Regions from separate parts of the Mus musculus genome. Here region 1 is linked to region 2. The links are chromatin contacts, found by Hi-C or POLR2A ChIA-PET in ENCODE. All regions are on one chromosome and are shown on one strand. The core of a region is the stretch at or near the end of the contact, and the rest is flanking DNA. Distances in the headings are between cores, read along the strand shown. Region 1 overlaps Tead4 (TEA domain family member 4). Region 2 has its middle 16 kb from the start of 9330102E08Rik.

The links. A loop is a pair of places that touch in the nucleus more often than their neighbours do. ChIA-PET counts read pairs that join two places held with the same protein, here RNA polymerase II (POLR2A).
Region 1: POLR2A ChIA-PET joins it to region 2 with 35 read pairs in embryonic stem cell. The contact joins two enhancer-like sites. A Hi-C loop is called at or near these places in 1 of 37 maps with a recorded cell type or tissue (T-helper 2 cell). POLR2A ChIA-PET finds 5 or more read pairs at or near these places in 4 of 5 experiments (Patski and embryonic stem cell).

The regions. Positions count from the first base shown.
Region 1 is chr6:128,284,520-128,289,464 of GRCm38, forward strand. All of the region lies in intron 1 of Tead4 (TEA domain family member 4), which reads right to left. Among named protein-coding and RNA genes, the nearest start is that of Tead4, 14 kb to the right of the region's middle. Within about 2 kb of position 1,397, at least 1 of the 3 ENCODE cell types and tissues checked has a DNase peak (open chromatin) inside an H3K27ac peak, as active enhancers do.
Region 2 is chr6:128,197,312-128,202,469 of GRCm38, forward strand. It overlaps the pseudogene Gm4691. Among named protein-coding and RNA genes, the nearest start is that of 9330102E08Rik, 16 kb to the left of the region's middle. Within about 2 kb of position 3,345, at least 1 of the 3 ENCODE cell types and tissues checked has a DNase peak (open chromatin) inside an H3K27ac peak, as active enhancers do.

The sequences.
Region 1 (4,945 bases), core at 147-2,646, 85 kb after region 2:
AGACCAGCCTGATCTACATAGCAGATTCAAAGTCAGCCAGGGCTACATAGTAAGACCCTGAGAAAAAAGGAGGGGAAAAAAAAAAGAGTCAGGAAGAAAAAACGATGTGACGGAGAAGGCACTTCAGGGGACCCCAAAGTACAGATGACAAAGAAAGGTGGCTTGTTTGTAGTTGGAAATGAAGTTGACCAAACAAGAAAGTTTCCTGTCAGCGGTGGGTGGATGGTTCCTGGAGAATAGAGGAAGGAGAACGAGCAGGGGAAAGAAAACAAGCGAAGGGGCCGGCCCTGGGCACAGGCCCACTTACTCAGCCAGAAAAACTGACCCCAGAGTGACTTTCTAAAGATGAGGCCGGCTTGCTGGAGATGGGAAAGAGGCCTTCTACTGTGTGTGTGTGTGTGTGTGTGTGTGTGTGTGTGTGTGTGTGTGTGTGTGGTGTGTGTATGTGTGTGTGTATGCATGTGTATGGTGTGTGTGTGTGTATTTGTGTGTATCTGGGGGAGTGTCTGTGTGTGTGTATCTGTGGGAGGGGGTGTCTGTGTGTCTGTGTGTGTGTATGTAGGTGTCTGTAGGGGTGTTTGGTGGGGGTGTGGTGTGTCTGTATTTGTCTGTGTGTGTCTGTGGAGGGTGTGTGTCTGGGTGTGTCTGTGAGGGTGTATGTGTCTGTACGTGTGTGTGTCTCTATGTGTGTGTCTGTGTGTCTCTGTGTGTGTCTCTCTCTCTGTGTCTCTCTGTGTGTGAATCTATGTGTGTGCCTCTGTGTGTGTGTGTGTGTGTGTGTGTGTGTGTGTGTGCTATGACTTGGGAAGGGTTTGGCTCAGTGAACTAGCACCTGCCTTTCACAGATCTCCTGTCTCCATCCCAGCAATGCACAGATGGGATCAAGCCAAACCTAGGTGTCCCAGTGCCTACAATCACCACTAACTGGGCCTTCATTCTGATTTCGATTAGAATCTAGTTTACTTAAAAGACGCTTCCAGAGTTCCAACTTAGCTCTTATCAGCTATGTGGCTGCTCAGCTCCTTGAGTGTCCACTTGCATGCAATGAGCCAGACAGAGTTTGAACCTTAGCAACAAAAATTGTAGCCAGGTATGGTGAATTAATGCCTGTAATCCCAGAATTCTGGGGACTGAGGCAGGAAGAGAGCCCCAAATTCAAGACCAATCTGTAAACTCATCCAAAATATAACCATGCCGCTAGTGGTGAGGGTTCGGGTGTCCTGGCCTGTTGGTAGGTAGTTCTGAGCTACTCAGGCAAGGCTCCAGATGAACCCCAGGTCTCTAAAACCAACAAACCAATACATAAACAATGTGAATCCATCAGAGCCTGGCCGTGAGTACCAGGGTACTGCCTTGGAGTTACAGCAGCGTTGCAGGGAGGGGCGGAGGAGGGGGAGGCTGTGTGTGAATCAGGAGGAATGAAAGGCAGAGCCGTAAGTGGGCGGGGAAGCACTTGGGGAAAGGAAACCCGGGCGGAGCCTCACGTGGGAGAGGTGGGAAGGGAAGCTCCCAGACCCAGAGAAATGGAGGGAGATAAGAGTCTTAAGAGACCACAGGGCTCAAGCTCAGCCTGAGCGTGGCTGCGGAGGACACCCTACTCATATCAGCACCCCAGCCTCTGTTCTTCGGAAACTTCGGAGCCAGACCCAAGCTAGCCTTTCCAAACAGCTGAGCTGTGGGTGTCTGCCGACCTGTCCCTAATACCTCCAGGAAGTGGGTCACAGCAACTGGCTTCCACACCCCTCCACCCTCAGTCTGGGGCCTCACAGTGGGCAACAAGGCCATGAGGAAACACGCTTTTACACCCCTGGAAACGGGCTGGAGGGGGGGGGGCGGGGGAGAATTAGACTCAAGTTTGCCATAGACTGCTGGAACCTCTAGAAAGCTTACACTGGGCCTCTTTGAACTCCAAAAAGAAAAGGTCAAGACTGTGGAATAGTATTCAGATATGAAAAAAGGCACTTGCTATCAAGCCATGGGGGAAGAGTCTGAAAAGATGAGTCTCTGCCTTCTCAACCATCCTAGAAACGACAAAACACGGGGGGCTCACAAACCCAGAGAAACTGAGGAAGATAAGAGTCTTGAGAGACTGTAGTTTCAAGCTCAGCCTAAGAGAGGTGGGAGAAGGACGCCCGCCAGCTCAGATCAGAGACACGGCTCTGTGGGTGACAATACTTGCTGGGCAAATGCTTGAGTTGAGATTTCACAGACCTGCACCTCCCAGGGCAGGAGGGAAGAGGAGGGGAGGACGGACAGATCTCTGGGGCTTGCTAGCCACTACCCCATCACCAGGTTCAGGAAGACCCTGTCTCAAGGGGATAAAGTGAAGCATGAGGTTATCTGGAGTTGGGGTAAAGATGAAAAGGACTTTTAGGGCTGTGGAATTCTCCTGCCTGGTACTGCCATGGTGAGTACATACCGTTATGCGGGCTCTGAGCCCCAGAGTAAGCCTTTCTGCAAGCTGTCTGCCTGCTAACACCAGCTCAGCTATCCCATGGGCACCACACTGACTTGAGATATTAGCAATCAGAAAAACTGGGGGAAGAGGCATAAATCTGGGGCCTCTCTACTTTCTCCTCCATTGTCTATAAACTCCAAATGGAAACATATTTAAGGTTTCCTTTGTTACTTTGATTATGTGTATGCACAGATGTCTGTGCCTGGTGGCTACGTGCACGTGCGTGTCAGAGGGTGTCAGATCCCCCAGCGCTCGAGTTGAGATCCTGAGCTGGGACACAGAGCTGGGACACGGGTGCTGGGAAGTGAACTAAGATCCTCTGCAAAAGCAACGCAGGCCTTTAGCTTTTAACCACTGAGCCATCTCTCCGGCCCCCAAACTGTTATTTTTTAAACCTAGTTACTGGGTTTGGTGCAGGAGACAGAGTCAATCTGCAAGCTTGAATCTCTGTGAGTTTGAAGCCAGCCTGGTCTACTGACCAAGTTCCAAGCCAACCACAGCTCCATAGTGAAAGGGGGGAAAAAAGTCTATTTAGGGCCAGAAAGATGGTCCAGTAGGTAAAGGTACCTGCAGCCAAGCTTTCAATCTCCAGGACCCACATGGTAGAAGAGAACGGACTCCCATCATGCATCCCCTGGGGCAGATGCTGCACACACTAAGGTTTACTCCCCAGCCTTAGGTTGGGCTAGCCCTCAGTTACTCCCCCAGGCACTCGGGGCTACCCTTATCCATCCAGGATCTGAGGTGAAGCACAAACCAGTAGCTGGAGCTCGGTCCCTCACTAAGTTCAAGACCTTCATGGAGAAGGAACACTCTACCATGACAGAGCCATGCCCCCCAGTACACACGAAGGCCCAGCTCCAAAAAAAGATAGGAGGCAGCATCCATCTAGCCTTGGCTCGTTTACCATAGAAATGTCTGAGAGCCAAGAGATGGGGAAGAAGACAGAGACACTGGACCAAGGTTACCAAATCAGAGGAGCCACCCTGACCCAGAAAACTCACCCCACTGAGTCCCACTGAGTCTCAGCCACACCCCCAGCACCCCTGAAGGCCTGCCAAGCACCCCACCTCCCATTCCAGAACAAATGGTCATTCCATTTGGAAATAAGGCCATGTAAATGGCTGAGGTGCAGGCTGGGGCAATAGCTTTGTTTTTTTCTGGGTGGAGATAGATTTGCCTGACCCACCATGCATGAAAGACCAGGTACCTAACACTGGCCAGCCAGAGAGGATGCCCACCGGAACCTGAGCCTCTTCCTCTGAAGTGGGTTCTACAGCGGGTGCTAAGCCAGGAGCAGTCGTTCACGGGTGATGGTGGGGTTGACGATGGGGGAGGGGGAGGGGTAGCACTGTTCTACCTCTTCTCTATAGACCACCCAGGTTCCATCCACAGCACCCACATGGCGGCTTCCCACCTCCTAGGGGGCACCAAGCACACGTATGGTACACAGACGGAGACACACAAAAATAAATAAATAAATCTTAAAAAGATCAGACAGACCCTTCACTATAGTTATACGCAAATGAGTTATAATCAAATGAGATGTTCAACATCATTAACCATTAGAAAATATAAAACATGGCTGGAAAGACAGCTCAGCAGTTAAGAGCACTGGCTCTTCTTACAGGGACCCAGCTCCTGTTCCTAGCACCCATGAGGTGGCTCACAACCACCTTTAACTGCAATTCCCAAAGGATTTTTTTCTGTCTGTTTTGTTGTTGTTGTTGTTGCTGTTGCTGCTGCTGCTGTTGTGGCAAGGTTTTCTTTGTGTAGCCCTAGCTGTCCTAGAACTTGCCCTGTAAGCCAGGTTACCTGCCTCTCTCTCTGCGCAACTACTGCCCAACCCAGGATCTTATGCAACTTCTGGCCCCCGTGGGCAGCAGACACACAAGTGGTACAGCATACACATAGAACAAATAAATAGCAGCAACACCCTGCTGGGAGGCTGAACGTGGAACACACTCACGTGTTGCTAAGTAGAATCGCAAAACAGTGCATCCTGGAAACCAGGGTGGCAGGTTCAAATACAGTGTATGAGCGTCTGTCTCTGCATGGAGATGTGAATTCCACAAGCACTGTGTGCCTGGTCACCATGGAGGCCAGAAGAGGTGCGCCAAATCCCAGGAACGGGTGCTGGGAACTGAACAAAGACCCTTTGGGAAAAGCAGCCAGTGCTCTCAACCAGCTCCCTGGCCTCATGTAGCAGCGACAAGATATTCGACATAGCTGTTACAAAAGACCCAGCCATCCCATTCCTAAGTATTTATGCAAGAAAAATAAAAAGCCTGTGCTCACACACACACACAAAAAAAAAAAAAAAAACAGGAAAAAACATGCTAATAGTAGCTTTATTCACAACTAGCTGGAAAACCTAAGATGACTAGAGACACTGTCTGTGGTTCATCCATTTACAGCAATGGAGACTACTCAGGACTAAGACGGTACAAGGTGAAGGTGAACAATCGGAACGGTTTGGATAGCTAT
Region 2 (5,158 bases), core at 2,095-4,594:
GGGTAGCCTTGTTGAACATCAGTGGGAGGAGAGGCCTTTGGGCCTGAGGGTGTTCTATGCTCCAGTGTAGGCCAGGGAGGGAAGAGAGGAGTGGGTGGGTGGGTAGGTGTATGAGCATCCTCATAGAGGCAGGGGAAGGGAGGTATGGGATAGGGGGTTTCTGAAGGGGAGACCTGGAAAGGAGAAAACATTTGAAATGTAAATTTAAAAAATCCAATAAAAAAAGCAAATAAAAAGAAAGATCTCTTCAACTCCTTCCTCTCATCCTTTCCTCTCTCTCTCTCTGTCTCTCTCTCTGTCTCTCTCTCTGTCTCTCTCTCTGTCTCTGTCTCTCTCTCTCTCTCTCTCTCTCTCTCTCTCTCTCTCTCTCTCTCTCTCTCTCTCTCTCTGTGCTCAGTGTTCTACTAGAGCTATACCCTCTGTCCTCATTTTCCTTTTTAAAATTTGAGACAGGGTCTCACTAAGTTGCTGAGGCAGGTCTTGAACTTGTGATCTTCCTGCCTCAACTTCCCTAGTAGCCAGAAATACAGACTTTAGCCACTTGCCTAGCATCGCTTCTCATTTTTAAATAGGGCTGTCTTTTGTTGAGTTTAGAGTTATTCATATATTCAAGACAGACTGTAAGAGACAGAGCTTGCAAATTGTTTTCCCAATCTGTATTATCGTTAAAAAAGAAAACCTTTTAAAGATTTAATGTGTACAAGTGTTTTGCCAGCATGTATCTATGTGATTTCACAGGTGTGGTGGTGCACATGGAGGTCAGAAGAGGGATTAGATCCCCTTCGTCTGTAGTTATAAGAGGTTGTAAACTACCATTTTGGTGCTGGGGACCAAGGTCTTCTGCAAAAGCAACAAGAGCTGCTTGTTGTTGTTGTTGTTTAGGGGGGGGAGTTAAAAAAGTCCCTCTACATACTGGCCTTGGACGCACAGAGATCAGCCTGACTCTGTGTCCTGAGTACTAGGGTTAAAGAAGGTTGATACCATGCCTGGCATAATAAGAGCTCTGAACCATGGAGCCATCTCTCCAGCCCTCTGTATTGTCTTTCCATTTGCTTCTTCAGGTAGTGCCATTATGTAACCCAGGCTCTTGTCCTGCTGTACTGAGTTCTGGGATGACAGACATACACCCTGTACCTGGGCCATTTTACTTTCTTGACAATGGTTATATTAGTCTGGGAGGGCAACCATATGATATCATTGGGGATTTTTCTTGATACATATATATGTGTGTGTGTATATATATATATATATGTATATGTGTATATATACATATATATGTATATATATATATAAAACAAGGTTTCATATAGCCAAGCCAGGCCTCAAACTCACTATATCCATCTCTCTTTCTCTCTCTCTCTCTCTCTCTCTCTATATATATATATATATATATATATATATATATATATATATATATGCAAGAATGGCCTTGAATTTGTCATTCTCATACCTCTATCTTGCAAGTGCTGGAATTATAGATATATATGGCACTGTACCAGGCTAACATATAAGTTTTTAAGGAACCTAATTCAATCCATAACACTCTGCTCTCCAGGCTTCTAAGTTCTCATATATATTTTTTGACAGTCCCCAAATTCTTATCCCATGTCACTATCAAACTGTAAATCCAATGTCTTATCAAAATATAGGTAGAAGGTTATGAAGTCACAATCCTGTAATTCCAGCATATGATTGGGCAGGAGAATTGCTTGTGCCTTGGAGTTAGAGACAGGTACAGGCAATATATTGAGACACACACCCCACCCCCTAGATGTGGAAGTAATAGAAAGTAAACCTACCAAAACTTTCCAAAGAAAACAAAAAATTAAAAAAAAAACAAATGATTAAATGTCCCTAATCTTGAAAATCTGAAATTCTCCAGAACTTCTTGACTACTACGATGCAGCAAACAAAAACTTTCATACAGATGAAACACTTTTGCATAAATTAAAAATATTTTAATTACCTTCACACTATTGATTTCCTTATGCAATAAACCTTTCTTCCAGGAAAAAAAAAATGCCCTTTAAGATACACTTAAAAGTTACAGTTCTATTAGTCTTTAAGGCACAGATGAGAAATGTCTTGAAAAATAATCCCAGAACAGGATGACTCAAGAACACTGGCTTTTCTTCCAGAGGACCTGGGTTCAATTCCCATCACCCACATGGCAGCTCATGTCTGTAACTCCTGTTTCAGGGTTCCAAGGGTTCATACATACATATATATGTCATAACACCAAAACACATAAATAATTTTTTTTAAAAAACCAATGAGTTTTTGTGGATAAGTTACCTGGATGCCCAAGAAATGAAATCTTTTAATAAGCTCTCCTGGCCGATGGCTAGTCACCTTGTTTGGCTGTACATCCTCTAAGGATTAAGTAGTCCTGTTGTGGTACTGAAGGGAATGGAGGATGAAATGAAATTGATGAATGAAAAAATAATATATAGTAAAATGTTAGTAGGATTTATGAAGGAGCCTAAAATTATAACCATAGGAGGCAAATCTAAGTAAAATGATGAGTCTTAACTTTTGTCATCTCAAAGGCATTTTAAATTATCTTAATAAACCCTTGGAGGCAGGGACTAAATATAATTCACACCACTCTTAGTTTTGGGGAGCGACTTTCATCTACATCCTGAATAGCTGGTGTTCCACTCTTTGCCATGGTCCTGACAAAAGAAAGTCTATTGAGGTTTAGCACAAAACTGGGTTGCCTGAAAGAAGACATCTACAGCCTTGTGGCTTTGCCTTGGTGCTTGGTGCATTTGGCATATTGCTGGCACTGCCTGTGGACGTTAGCTCCCGCCCATGCCCCAGCCCCGGGCACAATCCCTACATAAAAGTGGTACCCCAGAGCATTACCTTCTGAGGCCACAAGCCAGCGAGCCCTAGACTAACGGTGCCTAAGGCCACTTTAGCGGACAATCCCAGATTGATCCTTCAGGAGGCGACCAGTAACGGTCCCCGGAGGGGGAGGGGTGACTCTACTGTCTGGGAAAGGGGTTCCGCTCCGAGCGGCTGACAGTGCCTTCCTGAGTCCGACGGGGTCTCTACGGCCGATCCGCTGCACCTACAACCTCTCCAGGGCCGCCCTGGCCTCCTCTCCCCTGGACTACGAGCTCCGTGTGCGAGAGGCCGCGTTACGAGTGGACGCTCCGAAATGCGACTCTGCTTCCTTGCTGGGTTATCACCGCTGCCCGGAGCCACCGGCTTCCCACCCCTACCCAGTGGAAGCTCACTGCCGGTCGCGTGCAACCTGAGGACTGCTGGAAGGACCGGTGAGCGCTGGGAGAGGAGCGCTGGCACGTGGGAGGCGGGGCCTCGGTGTGACGCCAGCGGCTGAGGGCGGAGCTCAGGGGTCCAGAGGGCAGAGCCCGGATGTGGAGAAATAGACTGAGGGCGGGGCTTGGTGCGCGAGAGGCGGAGCCCGGTGGGGAGCAACAGGACGAGGGCGGAACGTAGGCAGGCAAGAGGCGGAGCCCGGGCCTGAGGCACCAGTCTGTGGGCGGTGCTTGTTGCTCGAGAGTGGTGCAATAACTGAAGGATAAACTTAACAAAGTGTGAGAGGCAGAGCCCAGGGATTCAGTGGTCAGCTTGGGGTGGAGTTTAGAACTGCCAGACTCTGTCTGTGGCCAGTGCCCAAGCTAGTCGTTCTAGACCATGGCTGGGAAGGTAGGAGCTGTGGCTGCTGTTTCCCGACTCCTCCGGGCAGGCGCAGACCAAAGCGATCTATACCTCCGGAGCACACCACATTCCCACCCACCCAGCCGAGCTACGGAAACTCGCGGGGGCTCAGGGGGTCATAGTTGAAGTCCCTCAGTGGGATTTGGAAGGTGCGGGTCCTAGTGTGGGAGGTGGATGGAGAGTTGACTCCGTGGTTAAAAGAACCTTGCAGAGGACCTGGGTTTTATTCTCAGCATCCAGGTCGAGACTCACCTAGGGTGGGAGGGAATGGAAGGCATCATGGGAGAGGTAGTGGAAAAGCAGAGAGATATGAGAGCCCTGACGTTTGTTGCGAGGCTAGGATGGTTCTGATGGAAAATGTTGAAAATGAACTTTATGGGCACAAGAAACAAATAACTGTACGACGATGAGTTGTAAAATCCCTTAAAGTTTCAAACATTGGTGTTAAACTCCTCAAGTATATATTAAAAGTGAGCTTTTTAATTCAGTCAGGAACTCCCAGTAGGGGGCGCGCTGTGCCCTAGCTAGGTGAAAGTGAGACTCAAAGATTTGTTGGGCCAAAGTTTTTACTTTGAAGATTACCAGCTAGAAGCAGCTGATCATAATCATGTTCTGCTTTGAAGTGCGTGCTTTACCCTCCACTAGAATTGATATTTTGTTTTTATCTTTTCATTTTCGTGATTGGAAGGTTTTTTGTGGTTACTGGTATTGTAGGTTGGCAGAGTGCTGGCTCCCCATCAGTGAGGTCCTGGATTCAGTCCCAGCTCTGAAGAAAAACAGATGTACTTGAAAACTTGTTTTTGAACCTCGATATTGTTTATCTGGATATGTTTAAATATATGCTATATAATGTAGTTGGTATGGAAGAATTATTTCAAAGAGAGAGTAAGTCAGTTCTATCTTTTTGAACGTGCAAAGAAACCTAATAACCTATTTCACTTTCGCCTTATTCTTTTTTTTTTTGGGGGGTGCAGCGAACTTTATTGATGGTATTCAAGAGAGTAGGGAGGGCTCCCTAGGCCCCTCCTGTTATTATGGGGTCTGAGATGGAAATTGTGAGGGAGATGCTCAGTGTTGGGGGCCGAGTTGGGATAGGGCCTCTCTCTTGCTCAGTGTCCTTGCTGGGGTGGGTGGTCCAGGGTTTCTTACTCCTTGGAGGCCATGTAGGCCATGAGGTCCACCACCCTGTTGCTGTAGCCGTATTCATTGTCATACCAGGAAATGAGCTTGACAAAGTTGTCATTGAGAGCAATGCCAGCCCCGGCATCGAAGGTGGAAGAGTGGGAGTTGCTGTTGAAGTCGCAGGAGACAACCTGGTCCTCAGTGTAGCCCAAGATGCCTTTCAGTGGGCCCTCAGATGCCTGCTTCACCACCTACTTGATGTCATCATACTTGGCCTGATAAGAACAAACCCCAAGATGACTATCCTTGTCCCAAGTCACTGTCACACCAGAGACAAGCCCAGCTC